Regions from separate parts of the Mus musculus genome. Here region 2 is linked to region 1. The links are chromatin contacts, found by Hi-C or POLR2A ChIA-PET in ENCODE. All regions are on one chromosome and are shown on one strand. The core of a region is the stretch at or near the end of the contact, and the rest is flanking DNA. Distances in the headings are between cores, read along the strand shown.

The links. A loop is a pair of places that touch in the nucleus more often than their neighbours do. ChIA-PET counts read pairs that join two places held with the same protein, here RNA polymerase II (POLR2A).
Region 2: a map of mouse trophoblast stem cell shows a loop between it and region 1 (4-fold over the local background). The contact joins the promoter of 1700108F19Rik here to the enhancer-like site in region 1. A Hi-C loop is called at or near these places in 6 of 37 maps with a recorded cell type or tissue (gastrocnemius, heart and mouse trophoblast stem cell). POLR2A ChIA-PET finds 5 or more read pairs at or near these places in 4 of 5 experiments (Patski and embryonic stem cell).

The regions. Positions count from the first base shown.
Region 1 is chr14:76,623,687-76,627,763 of GRCm38, forward strand. No RefSeq gene overlaps it. Among named protein-coding and RNA genes, the nearest start is that of 1700108F19Rik, 52 kb to the right of the region's middle. Within about 2 kb of position 1,884, at least 1 of the 3 ENCODE cell types and tissues checked has a DNase peak (open chromatin) inside an H3K27ac peak, as active enhancers do.
Region 2 is chr14:76,675,718-76,679,794 of GRCm38, forward strand. It overlaps 1700108F19Rik (RIKEN cDNA 1700108F19 gene), which reads left to right and starts at 1,851. Exons shown (of 5, transcript NR_015485.1): 1 at 1,851-1,962; 2 at 2,521-2,662; 3 at 3,738-3,881. It overlaps 1700105F02Rik (a long non-coding RNA gene), which reads right to left and starts at 1,868. Exons shown (of 3, transcript XR_383611.3): 1 at 1,573-1,868; 2 at 675-823.

The DNA of each region.
Region 1 (4,077 bases), core at 634-3,133:
GAGGGTCTAGAAGTTTCTAGACTACTGGCCTCTACCTCTTTGCCTCAAGTGGCCAAGGCAGACAGTCACCTTAAAAGAATGTTTTCTACTGTGCCAGATGTCGTAACACTCACACCTTTTTGCAGGGTGGCAGCTAGACTCTCTTAACACCCATGTCGCAAGCAGAGGAGGAAGGAGACCACGTGATCTCTTTTACTGCGCAGGAGCAGAATTCCCTAGTTCTAAAGAGGTTAGGGCCAGGGCCCTAGACTTCACCTTCTGTAAGCCCACGAGAGCCTGGGTCTCTCTCTCGGTGATTTTGCTTTGGTTTTCCCAGCCACGAAATGCCCCGTGCTCAGAGCAACTGAACACGTGGTCAGGCTGAATGGCTTCCTGAATGGGTACCCCGACACCGTCTATAGAAGCTGGGATGGAATTAAGGCGAGAAAGCCTGTTTCTCCTCTCCCATCATACAATGGGGTAGTGTCTCCCACCCTCTCGTGTGTGTGTGTGTGTGTGTGTGTGTGTGTGTGTGTGTGTGTGTGTGTGTGTGTGTGTATACTTTTGGGTGCATGGCACTGCTGGATGGAGGTTAGAGGACAACCTCAGGTGTGTTGGTTCTTGCGTTTTACCTTGCTCGAAATGGGGTCTTTTGATGCAGGCTAACAGGCCCGTGAACTTCTGGGAATCATCCTGCCTTCTTCACCCCTCTCGCCACAGGAACACTGCGGTTACACGCATGTGCGGCTTTACCACTCATGCACGGCTTTACATGTACTTTTAAGGTCTGAGTTCAGTCTCACATTTGCCAAGGGCTTTGCCCACTGAGCCATCTCCCCAGCTCTGGTCTCGCAATTCCTCGCAACTGGCTTATTTTTATTTTGCATGTCCCGTGTAGGCTACTACTACTGATTGCTTCAGAGGTTCCCAGAGTGGCTCTGTGGGCCCCTGATAGAAATTCTCCACCCCAGGACTTCCCATCTGAATGAGAAGCTCAGAGGTAGCCTGGAGGGATACCTGTTGTGATCTCTGGTGCTCAGGCAACTTTGCTGGGTTCTGAGGCCTCTCTACCAAACAAAGCTGGGTCCTGCCCAGTCCAGCATCCATTAGAGGTTAGCAGAGACACATGTTCCCGCTGACAATGCTCTTGGCCATGTCACCCCTGCCCAGCCCAGCTGTTCTTGTTTGGGGCGTACTTACTGTATGGATCTGGTTTGGGTGGAGCCAGGATCACCTCTCAGAAAAGTTTACTTGGAAAAAAAGACCCCAAAGTCAAACAACTGTCCTCCTGGGAATTGAAAACAAACACATTTTTGAGATTCTTAGACACAAACAACCCCAGACAAAATAAGGTCTTTGTGAAGGAACCCCCTCCGGCTCCGCAATTCTTTTTTGCTTCCCTGCCTTTGTTTCTGTGTCTGTCTTCAGTCTGTTTATCTGGCCTGGGAGCACACACCCTACGCTCCCAGCTCTTCGACCTTGATCCTTGCTATCAGTGACCTTGTGCTGTCAGCTCCGAAGGCAGCACAGATGGGTCCTGGGAAACAGAAAGAGACTTAAGTATAAATTGACTAGTATTCCCAAGGCCAGTTTGAAAGACCCAGAGCCCCTGGAAGGAAAGGCTTGGGGAGGACAAGAGGCCACATGGGACCTTGGTGGGGCAATACAGCCAGTGTAGTAGGAGGTGTCTTCAGGGAGGAGCCTAACTACAAAATCAGCAAAAAGACCCCCTAACCCAGAGGCCCATCTCCAGTCCTGACCCTGGCTCCCTAGTGAGCTTTCTGAGACTGTGGACTCCTCAGGCTAAGTCTGCGGACTCCAGGCTAAAAACAAGGGACCCAGGGAATGAGGAAGAAGGGTAACAGTGGGAAGTTTCCTTTGTGAGAAATGGGGGTTTTGGCATTTTGTCTAGGCTCCCGCCCCACAGTTACCTGGCAACAGCCAAGTGTGCCTGATTCACTATAAAAGGGGCTGCTTGCCCCCTCCTTGCTCTCTTCTTTCTTACTCCAGTTTTGTCCTCTCCCTTCTTACCCTGTCTCTCCATTCCCCTCACCCCTCTGTCCACGTGCTCATGGCCAGCTCCTCCCCCTCCCCCTCTCCTCCCCTCTGTGCCTATCTCTGTCTCTGCTCCCTCAGCTCCCCTCCCCGTGGCACGAAACTCTTCCAAACTATATCCTTAGTGTGGCTGGTATCTCAGGGGGGAAGGGATGCCTCAGCACAGGCCCACGGAGGCACCCCCATCCCCCACCCCACCCCTGACTGCACATCCACCACAACACAACAGGGGTGATGGGAGACCAGTTCCAGAACCTTCTTAAGACAGCTTGTGGTCCTAAAGCAGAGGTTTCCCAGGATGGGAAGAAAAATCTATATTTTTTTATCTTAATAGCCACAGGGTATACCTACTGCTGTGACTTCTAACTTAGCGCGTTCCCGTTTTTTCTCTGCCATTCTGCCACCTTCGCAATGTGTTCACAGGAATAAAGAGAATGCCTGTGATTGCCTTCAAGGGAAAGCACTATATTCGCAGAGTGATTTTATGTGCTCATATAAGCTCTGTCTTCTCTGGCTGAAGCAGCCTTATTCACAGAGCTAAATAAAACATTTATTTGAAATAGTAGCAATTTCAGAGGGCTGGAGCAGTCTAAAAAGCTTGTGTTGGGAAAATGTTAGGCAAGGGAAGAAAGCTGTTCTTGCTGCCGGTTTATCCTTGACTTGTGGAGCTTCAGTTTCTGTCTTGGTCTTTTTGTTTTTATCATAATGAGGTTCTACAAGCATCCTCACCAACCCTCTTCTCTGCACAGCCTACAGCAGTACCACCGTGGGCAGGGGCGTGATGGTGAATACTTAATCATGGTCTTTTGCGGGCAAGAGTCTGGGAGAAGCCCTGCTCTGTAGCATAGGCCAGTCTTCATGTCGCAAATATTCCTTACCGTGGCTAGTTGCTGCATGATGGCAGAGTTTGGAACAAACACTCAGTAGGTCCTCATCTGGTCTGCCCACTGTTCAGACAAGGCAGATGTAATCACCTTGTATTGCCTAATTATACTATTACCTGATAGTAAAGATCAGTAAGATAATTCTAGAGTGAATTCTGGAGCTCGCACGCTCACACACACACCACAATTAAAATATATATCTTAAATGGGTTCTGAGAATTTATTTTTGGAAATGTAATTTTGGTGATTGTGAAGGTTTGTTATTAATAAAGGCCAAGTTAACAAGGGGCTCACCAGTGTTCAGAAAATGGGTTGGCTGTCTCTATTCAGCTTTGCTAACTGACCTTATAGTTGGAGGTGCTGACCTTAGTATGGCCTTGACTCTTCTCAAACTTCTGGCTCACTTTGTCAAGCACAGATGGGGCATTTCTATCTGTTTCTATCATTGAGATGATGAAGTAAACAACAGTGACAATAAACTTCCTCTTTTCTATGACAGCACCCCTTTATTTTTCTAAGTTAGAAATATTGATGCTGCCTTTGCCCCTCCTGATCTCTGGGATTAAGTCACAGGACAACTTTGGATGTCATGCCTTGGGCACCATCTACTTTTATGTTTTAGACAGAACTTCAAGCTGTCCCAGAACTCCAGGGAGACCAGACTGATAGCCCAGCAACCCCCGGGATTCTGCTTCCCAAGTGCTTGGCATAACAAGTGTGAGCAAGCATACAGACATTTTTAAATTATTATTTTTAATGTGTATTCTAAGGATTGAACTTGGGTCTTCATGCTTGCACAGCAAGAAAATGCCAGCTGACCTTTCCTTCCATCCTTGGGTATCCTAACTGTCTGTCTGTCTGTCTGTCTGTCTGTCTGTCTGTCTGTCTGTCTGTCTACCTATCTACCTATTTATTTATCTTATCTATCCATCCATCATCTATCTAATCTATTTATCCATCTAACTTATCATCCATCATCTACCTAATCTATTTATCCATCCATCTACCCATCCACTATCTATCTAATCTATTCATCTATCTATCTATCTATCTATCTATCTATCTATCTATCTATCTATCATCCAACAGCCATGCATCCAGGGCCTCAGTGTCTCAGTGTGCACCTCTGGCTGGCCTGACACTCACTGCTTAGATGAGG
Region 2 (4,077 bases), core at 601-3,100, 52 kb after region 1:
AAAGATCCTCCCACTGGCAAGTCCTGCTTCCACTGGCCTTCCTTAAGCGCCCTTCCAGGACTCTTCCTTGAGTGTGGTTTTCTTGCCCTTTCCCCGTGCCCTCCACACAGGCCTTCATGTAAGACTTCAGATCAGACAGACCTGGGTTCAAATCCTACCTCGGATGTGTCTCTCAATAGCCTCATGTCCTTGGCCAAGTTGTTTAATGTTCTTGCTGGCCAAGTCTGAATGCCTGGCTCTGAAAAGTATTCAAGAAGTAGTTTTTGTTTCTTTATTGGCATTTATTGAGGAACCTTTAAATGGCAGGCATATAATAAGGAAATTATTTATAGGTTCCTACAAAACTAACAACCCACATTAGCACTGGCTACTTAAACAGCTCAGGAAATGAAAGAAAAAAAAAAGACATATCTGAGATGCCAGAGAGAGAGAGAGAGAGAGAGAGAGAGAGAGAGAGAGAATTAAGACTGAATCCAGTTGCTACCCAAATCCTGGCCGTGTAACCACTGTGCCAGCCTCCCTCCTCATGTTGATTCTTACAGTTGACTTGTGCCCAGTGATAACAAACCTTCCCATCAAACAACAGACCCTAGGGAACAGCTGAGCTAAAAGCAAGTTATATGGTGGTAGACTTGATGATGACTTGAAAGGAGTAACGGCCGTGTCTTACTTACAGTAGTGGGAGAGATCTCAGGAGGGAGTGGAGACATTTTGTTCCCAGTACTTCATGCAGGCCTAGATCCACTGTGATCCCACCATCTTACACTTGCCTGGCAGTTCCCCCATCTGAAGCTACGGGAAACAACCAGGCCCAGGTTTGAACCTAGAAGTGTGAACAAGATGGAAAATTACTGAGTGGAGGACATGGCTGCCGCCTTTGATTTGGAAAAGCCTGTGCAGGTTGTAGCACAGGATTCCATCTGATAAACATGAGGTATCGTCAAAAGTTCAGAGGACCCACTAGAACCTAAGGCCTCAGAAAATCAAGGAGATGCAAGAAAAATAAATAAATAAATAAATAAATAAACGGAGAGAGAAAATAGGGCAGGACAAAGTGAGCTATAAAATTGAAAGCAGATAATAAAGAGAAAAAAAAGAGAGAAAAGTAAACCAACTCCCTACTTTGCTGGCTCTCCTATCTTTCTGTGACTTCTCCTGATGTTTGGATGGTGACATTTCATCTGAGGTCACAGAGCCAAATACCAGTGCCACCATCCATGAGAAGAAACAGACAATTCACAGACTGTTCTGGAAAGGAGGACATATTTCTGATTTTAGTGTCTTATTTTGTATTGTCATACACAGAGCTGGGAGGGCAGGGTGTAGGGTGGTCGGCCTGGGGCATGCATGTGTGTGTGTGTGTGTGTGTGTGTGTGTGTAACTGCTGTCTCTGGCCTGCTCAGTGGTTCTGAGCTTCTCCTTCCCCTTTGTTTCTCCGTTGTTGCCTTTGGGTTTTTGAAAGAGCATAAAGTTGGATGTCACAAAAAAGACTTCCTCCCGTACCAAGTGAAGTTTGAGCACCCACAGAAATGGGTCAGAGAATGTAGTTAGATGACAGTATCACAGACCTACCTTCTATGGAGTCTCTTCACTGTGTACAATGAGTCTTGTTATGTCTTGAGAAGATACAGGGACTTGGGTTCATGGTGTGTCAGGACAGTGCTATACAGCAGCGGGGAGAATGGTGACGTCCTTGGGTCACTCGATGGCTGTTTCCATAGGGTCCTGGTCTGTTAGATGAAGCTTTGCTTTGGGCATAGAGTGGCTTAGCAACCAGTTAGAGAATGTTCAAATTCTAGATTCCTAAGTATAGAACTGGAACACTGGAGGGTGCCTCAGAGCCTTTACCCAAGTCGTGATCACAAATGAGAAGAAGACTCGAGGGGATTGATGAGCTGAGGCCAGGCTGGACCACTAGAATGCAGCAAGAGCAGCTGAGCCCAGTGCTCTGGTCTCTATTATGTACTGCCTCACATTTCTTTCTGTTGATTGTTGTCTGTGTGGAAAGTCAGAGTTGGGAGCAGGGGCTATGAAGTCAGTGAGCCCCAAGTCACATTTCCCCCTTTGTAAGAGAGTTGTGCACCCAGGGCACAGTCAAGACAGAAACTGAGGGTAGAAACAGAAGGGGTGTGGCAGCTAAGATCGTCTTGTTCTCTCAGGAAAGCCTTTGGGAGACTTCTGATCCCATTTCATAGGCAGAATAAGGGTTCACCTGTCATCACCTAGCCTCAAGAAAGGAACCATTAAGCTGTAGCCTCTGTAGTTGGAAGTAGGAGTGAGAAGGGGGAGGGACCTGGCTCTCTGGGTCAATTAGCATAGTCTGCCTCAGGTAGATCCTGAATCCCAGGAAGCTGTAGATGTGGTGCAGGCCATGGCTAGCCTCATGCCTCTGGTCACCCTATCCAGACAAGTTGAGTGGCAGTAGTGGAGATGGTCTGACATCTCAGCCTGGTGGGATTCACTGCCGACTCCCCAGGCCCACCACTGGAGTAATGGCTGTCTTTCTTTGAGAGCACATAGGTGGAGCGTAAGGGAGAGGGAGATGGATGAGGTCATACTATTGCAATCACTTGGGAAAAAATACACAAACTTCCAAAACTGCAAGATGCTTTCTACTGCCACCAGACCTCCTTTGGAGGTTTTCCTACCGCTTAATAACCAGGTAAGGCTGCTGAACGTGGGAGGCCTGTAACCATACGCCTTGGGAGGCTGAAGCAGGAGGATGAAAGTTCAAGACCTTCCTGGGCTATAGGGGAAGTTTAGAGCCAGCCTGGGCAATTTAGTGAGACAATCCCTCAAAATAAAAAAGTAAAAAAGAGCTGGGATATGATAGTTTAATGACAGAGTTCTTGCTGGCACACAGGAGTCCCAAGATTCAATATCCAGTTCTGCAAATCAAAGACCCAGGCCAAATTCTCTGAGTCTTCATGTCTTAGTTCTGCCAGGGCTGTCCCCAGGGTGCTGTCCTAGAAGGGTTTGTGCTCACAGGGTAACCTCATAGAGCACAGCTGTGCAGTGACAGCTGGCCCCTCGCTGGCCCAGAAGTTGTCTCAGGGTCATGCTTTCTCTTTCCACCAACCTCTCGAAGATTCAGATCTATGCATTTTACTGAGGAAGGAGCCCAGGGCCTGGGCACTGACATCAAAACCAGGGGAATTCAAGGCAAGAGCGGGATGCTCTATTGTCCCTGCCAGATCACCCCCTGCATTGTGTCTTTCAATTGGCTTTTTCCCTTCTGGGCAGGCTGGGTTTGTGTTACAAAGACTCTGCCTGGTCTATTGTTTGTGCAGGGATGCTTTCCCAGAGCAGGGTGGGCGTTTGATGGATTTATTCAATAAGAGCGAGGAAGGACAAACTGGAACCAGGAAGCCACCACTCAACTATTTGTGGACTTTGGAGGAGGTTTGAAGAATTCACAACTGAACAGTTTTTACAAAGGCATTTTGAGCCTTTCACTTTCTCGTGTGAACATTTCTGTAGTTGTCATCGTGACAGAAAGTGTAGACTTCAGTGTAGAAGTCTGGTTGCCAGCTATGCCCAGAGGGATTTTGCTGACTAAATATACTGTTCACTTTAATATTCATCTTAGACCTCTGCTGTGTTCTCCTAGGACCCTGACCACCCACCAGGGTTCTTTGAGGACTGGATGTGTTACATTCTTGAAGTCATTATGGATCCTCCAGATCACGAGGGCGATAGATAAGTAAGGTGGCTAACTTTCTGTCTTTTCTACTGAGGAACTTGTTGGCGTCTGACAGAGCATCTCAGATTTCTTACATAAAATGTGGAATTGTCAATAGTCAGATGCATCAGTGGCCAAGGCTATGGTGTGCAGTTTCTATCAGCGTGTACAGGACATCCTGCCTGGTTTTGGCCTCAAGGTAAGTTGGCAATAGTTTGGAAGAAGGTGCTATTCCATAGAGCTCTGAGACGGTGTCATTGGTGGTACAAAAGAAACCACTTCTTGTAGCCGGGCAATGGTAGCTCACACCTTTAGTCCCAGCACTTGGGAGGCAGAGACAGGCGGATTTCTGAGTTCGAGGCCAGCCTGGTCTACAGAGTGAGTTCCAGGTCAGC